Regions from separate parts of the Homo sapiens genome. Here region 1 is linked to region 2. Evidence: chromatin contacts called from ENCODE Hi-C or POLR2A ChIA-PET data. All regions are on one chromosome and are shown on one strand. The core of a region is the stretch at or near the end of the contact, and the rest is flanking DNA. Distances in the headings are between cores, read along the strand shown. Region 1 holds the start of BEAN1-AS1 (BEAN1 antisense RNA 1). Region 2 overlaps CMTM4 (CKLF like MARVEL transmembrane domain containing 4).

What was found. Hi-C counts contacts between places; a loop is a spot of excess contacts on that map. ChIA-PET counts read pairs that join two places held with the same protein, here RNA polymerase II (POLR2A). Pooled maps may share reads with other maps.
Region 1: a map of prostate gland shows a loop between it and region 2 (4-fold over the local background). The contact joins the promoter of BEAN1-AS1 here to the enhancer-like site in region 2. A Hi-C loop is called at or near these places in 1 of 168 maps with a recorded cell type or tissue (prostate gland) and 7 of 50 pooled maps. POLR2A ChIA-PET finds 5 or more read pairs at or near these places in 3 of 52 experiments (AG04450, OCI-LY7 and WTC11).

What each region holds. Positions count from the first base shown.
Region 1 is chr16:66,475,027-66,477,726 of GRCh38, forward strand. It overlaps BEAN1-AS1 (BEAN1 antisense RNA 1), which reads right to left and starts at 1,376. Exons shown (of 3, transcript NR_109960.1): 1 at 1,238-1,376; 2 at 576-652. It overlaps BEAN1 (brain expressed associated with NEDD4 1), which reads left to right. Exons shown (of 5, transcript NM_001178020.3): 4 at 2,534-2,684. LOC124903698 reads right to left here. Exons shown (of 5, transcript XM_047435016.1): 4 at 576-652. RefSeq lists a silencer at 1,447-1,546 and an enhancer at 2,052-2,593.
Region 2 is chr16:66,649,707-66,652,406 of GRCh38, forward strand. The region is part of intron 1 of CMTM4 (CKLF like MARVEL transmembrane domain containing 4); the gene reads right to left. Among named protein-coding and RNA genes, the nearest start is that of CMTM4, 46 kb to the right of the region's middle. RefSeq lists an enhancer at 1,280-1,574. Within about 2 kb of position 1,370, at least 3 of the 41 ENCODE cell types and tissues checked have a DNase peak (open chromatin) inside an H3K27ac peak, as active enhancers do.

The DNA.
Region 1 (2,700 bases), core at 126-2,625, 170 kb before region 2:
CTGTCAAGGGGCAGTGAACTTGGAGTGATGTTAAATAATGAACCAAGGTATCGGGGTAAACAGGAGGTTTCAGCTTATGTGAAGTGGGAAGCAGGGCTTCCGGAGTCCTGGACTATTTGGATCTGTGCCGACAGGGAAGTCAGGAGAGAAGGGAAAAGAAGGGATTTGGGAAGTTCAAATGGGAGTGGCGGGTGCAGGTTTCTTTCCAGCTGTCTCTCAGGAGCTCTGCCCAGCTGGATGTCTCAGGTTTGGGGTCTGAGCACCTTAGGGCAGCCTCAGTTTTCCCAAGATGCTCCCCTCTGGGAAGTCCAAGAAAAAGCAGCCCAAGAAGAAAGGGTAGATAGCAGTTTGCTCCAGCTCTAACAGCCCTCAGCGCTGCCCACCCAGTCACTCCTCTCAGGTCCAGGAAGCAGCCCTGACTTTCCCCAGGGATCCCTGTGTGACAGGCACACCTGCTGCCCTGCAGGTGGAACCCTCCCTGAACCCAAAAACCCTTCCCTGGCAATGCTGGCTGGTGGGGCGAAGGGGTACCTGGCACCCAAGCCCAGCAGCCCTGGTTCAACTTCCAGTCTCACCTTGTTGCTGTGTGCTGTTGTCTTTTCTTAGTTTCTTTCCTAAGTTCTTCCAAAAATTCTGTCTCTCAGCTGGTGCCCTGAACAGGAGAAACAAATGGCATTTCAGCTCCTTTTTTACAGCATATGTTATTGACTTCATTTCTCCTAGTAGAAAAGTAATGTGTGTTCATTATAGAAAACCTTAAAAATATAGACAATATAAGAAAAGAAATATAAAGAAATAAATAGGCCAGGCGCGGTGGCTCACGCCTGTAATCCCAGCACTTTGGGAGGCCGAGGCGGGCAGATCACGAGGTCAGGAGATTGAGGCCATCCTGGCTAACACGGTGAAACCCGGTCTCTACTAAAAATACAAAAAATGAGCCGGGCGTGGTGGCGGGTGCCTGTAGTCCCAGCTACTCGGGAGGCTGAGGCAGGAGAATGGCGTGGACCCCGGAGGCGGAGCTTGCAGTGAGCTGAGATCGCGCCACTGCACTCCAGCCTGGGCGACAGTGAGAGACTCCGTCTCAAAAAAAAAAAAAAAGAAAGAAAAGAAAAAAAGAAAAAGAAATAAGGGTCATGATCCTCTGTCATCTGGACAGGGCCACCATCAACGTGTTTGGAATATTTTCTTCTGAGAGCTTTCTCGGTGTCGGTATATAACCCTGGGATTGGAATTGTACCTGCAGATAGAGTTTCATATCCAGATTCTTCCACTCACTATTATATGAAGAGTGGGAAAAAGAGTTTAGGGGAGTGGGAAGAGCAGTCTTTGGGGTTATACAGAGTGCATAAATTACAACTCCATGCTTCACCACGTATGTGACCCTGAGTATCAGCTTCCTTGTCTGTAGAATGGGGATGGCAACTGCGCCACTCACAGCAGAGAAAGGTTATAGCTCCGCCCCTGATGCCAAGCCCCACCCCCAGAGGGGAGGAGGCACCTGGGAGCCCTGGACTGAGGAGACCTCGTGTCTCAGCCACCTTTGCAGCTCCCACTGTTCCCATCCAGGACGATACATGTCAGAAACTGGGCTGTAGAGAGCTTAGCAAGGAGGAGCCAAGACATCCAGCTGCCCTCTGGCCCAACCACTCACTGTGTGTTGTCCTCCAGCAAGTCACCGGGCCTCCCAGAACCTCAGCTGTGGAATGAGAGGATTGTGCTCCAGCAGCATTTCCTAAACAGTGTTACTAGGTCTAAGAAAGGAAGATTCTGAGGTCGAATGCTGGACAGGCACAGTTAAATGTGTTTTTTAGCTGCAGGACTTTTCAGAGCCTTTGATGTCCTGGTGCATGGTAAAAAATGCAGAGGAGAATGCAGTGTGGGGAGCTGCCAGACTCATCATAGAAGCCCCTTTTTTTCCCCAAGATACCTAAAGGGCAGTGAGTGTGGGAGGGCTGATCCCAGAGTTCTCTGAAGCCCTCATTCCTTGCTACTCTCCACCGCATTTTCCATGCCCAGCCCAACTCCACAGCTCAAAGCTCCCTGTTCACACCACACTCTTCTTTCTTATCTCCCTCCTTGGAAAGCTATTCAGTTCCCTCCTCCCGGCCTTCCCCTCTTCCCCTGGTTAAATCCTAGACAAGACTCAGCTGTAGCAGCCCCTCCTCCAGGAAGCCCTCCCTGACTTCCAGACTGGTCAGGCCTGCCTTTACTCCCACAGTCCCAGTAGGACCTCTACCAAAGCTCATGACACACTGCCTAGTGCCAGGTTATCCCCAAAGCAGGCTGCCACCACCTTGGGAGCTGGCCAGGACAGGGCCAGCTCTGCTTCCTCTCTGTATCCCCATGCCCAACACGACAATGGCACCCACATTCTGGAGCTGTCACTGATGGATGAAGGCAGCTGTGCTTGGTGAGGAGAGGAGTGGTCAGGTGGGGAATCAGAGCCTCCATGGCCCCAGGTAGACCTACAGACCCATAAGGACCATCCCTGGATCCTGGTCTGAGGCCCAGGCCGGTGGTCTGTTCCCTGCAGTGTCGGACGAGCACACATACAGCCGCTCAAGCCGCAGGATGCGCTATGCCTGCAGCTCCTCAGAGGACTGGCCCCCACCCTTGGACATCAGCTCTGACGGGGACGTGGATGCCACGGTGCTCAGGGAGCTGTACCCAGATTCTCCACCAGGGTAAGGAGGCCTCATG
Region 2 (2,700 bases), core at 120-2,619:
AACATGAGTCAGGTCCAGAGCCCGACTCCCTCCTCATGGGGGGCAGGGGCAGGGCTCTCACTGGCACTCGTCTGCTGCCCTCCTCTCCTGAGTATGGCTTCTTTCAGGGCCCCTAATCCCTGTACATGTCAGGATCACAGACATGTATAAGAAAGGCCACGCCCCAGGCAAACAGGGTGAGGCCAGACAACTTCTCCCTCAACCCTGATCGTTTTGTGGCACTTGGAGACTCTCTGTGCTTAAGGTCTCAGTTCCAGTCCAGCCAACACACGCTATTATACACAAAAAGAACTAACCAGGTGCGTGGCTCGGTGCCCAGGGAGGTATCGAGACAAAAAGTGCTGCTGGGATTTGGAAGAGGGAGGGTCAATGAGGGCTTAGGCAGCAGCAGAGGCTTTAGGAGGCTTCCCAGTCAACACCAAACTCAGGTGGTCTTAGAGGAAAAACGGGAGAGAACATTTGTGTGAGATGGTGCCTAACTTTCAAGATGTGTTCCTTGGTTGGCTGGAGGTGGGTGGAAGGTTGGGATACAACCTAGTTCCTCACCAAAGTGCCTCTGTTTTATGTTTATACTCCCATTAGCAGTGGTTCCTAAAGTTTTCTGGCCAAAGAACCGAACACCTGTTAATAGCCTTCTCCTAAACTAATGTTCCAAGACTAGTTTGCAAACCATCGTTCGGGTTTATACATTGGGAAAGTATTTCTGTTGTGCTTTTAAAAAATTCTTTTTAAGGCTGAGACTACAGATGCAGCCTGGCCCTTTCCCTTACAGAGGAGCAGCTCCAAATGGACACAAGTGTGGAGAGTGGTGGGCCCCGCAGACATACAGCTTTGGGTCTTCTCATACTAAGCCCCATGCTGTTCCCACCTTAACTATATCCCTGGTCTTAGGGTATCAGGCACACCAGCATCTTAACAGTCCTGAAAAGCCTCACAGTAAAACCTGTTTACCTTTACTTAATACATGGATGTTACAAGAGCACAGATTTCTTCCCCCCGCACACCTCTTAACACTTTGCACAGCCATGTCTGGAGGTAAACTAGTTTGGGAAACACAAAAGGCATGTGCTGGTCAATACTCAGCTTTGTCACGTCATGCACAATTTACAGAGTAAAAACATGGAAGCTCATTTACCCAGCAGGGGAGCAACTATTAAGGACCCTGTTAACCTAGTGAAGACCTACGAAGCTGAGTGGTGACCACACGCGCACACACAGCAGGGTTCAAAGTGTCTTCAGAATCAGACGAAGCTCTAATCAACTCCAGCACATTCGAAATTCAAATGTCTCTATTCCTGCCAATACTGAAAAAATATCTGAAAGACGAGACAGGGCTTGTATTTAACCACAGACGAAAAAGGCTAGTTGTTAACGGCTGCTGGAAGACCTCAGAATGTGCAGAACAGAGAATCCAGAGGGGGCAGCAGAGAGCAAAGCAGGGACTGTGCTTCCGAAGCCAGCTCCTCTCTTAGCAACCAACAGGGGATGTTAAGATGGGCTCCTGGAGCCGGAACTACAGAAGAGGCACGAAGCCTCTCCGCACCATCTTTCACGGTGTTGAGATGGGGAGTTTTAAGCCACTCTTTATACACACGCTAAACAACAGATCACCTTAAAACATAAGTTCCCAGGCCAGAAGCCATTTATATGGTCTGCAAACGGGGGCAAATAGTTCTGCAATGCCAGGCACCTCCGAATAACAACGGCTTCCATTTAGGGAGCATCAATAAGGTAAGGAAGCTACAGGGCTCTGCACCAGGCACAGTCCAAACATCTCTGATCCTCACACCCCGACTCAGGAAGCAGGCAGCACCTCCATCGTGTGGCCAGGTCCCAAAGCTAGTTCCTCCCCTACCTCATTCTCCTAGATAAGATGCCTAACATATGACTTATCCAGAGTCTTCCCACCCCTTTCACCATGGGAAAAATCACCATGTATGATTTCTCTTCAAGGAAAGCAATACAAGACCTGGGGTAGCCAGTGCTGAGACTCTGACAAAGCCCACAACATGACTGCTCATTCTCAAAGGGATCTAGCTGTAGTAATATCTTAATTTTTCTAAGAAAAATAATCCATGAGTTTTTTCCCCTCCCAAGGGAGGCCATCCCATGAGGATGATAAACTTAAAATATCACCCTCCTCTCCCTTAAGACAATCGAGCAATGAGCAAATAATGTTTGGTTCTGAAACAAAGGAGCTAATTGCAAGTGTAAATTATTCAATCTGCAACCAAGGTGTTTGCATGTGATCTTTGGTTTCATTGCTTTTCTCTAGCAGTGCCCAAGCTAGGACCTGAGGGTAGCAAAGAAGTAATAGAAAATTACCTGCTCTGGAAGGGCAGAGATGGCCCTCAGGAGCTAAAGCCACCTGGGCTGGCCAGCAGGACTAATTAGTCAACAGTGATTAGTTGAGCAAAGGAGCCAAGAGGTGGAGGCAAGTAAGTTCCTCATTGTTGACAAGAAAAGGAGAAATGGGGTCAAAGGGAGAGGCTTCCAAGGACTCAGGATGGTGAAAGAAAACAAAGCGCAGGCAAGGCTGGGGTGCAGCAGACGGCAGCAAGGTGTGCACTCTCAAAGAAAGCCCGCCAGCCTCCGAGGCCACACTCCACTCTAAGTGGTGCTTACCGCAGACCCCTGAAGGCACCGTTTTCCACTGAGGACAGAAGCATTGGGTTGTTGATGCCCCAGAAAGCTTGGTTG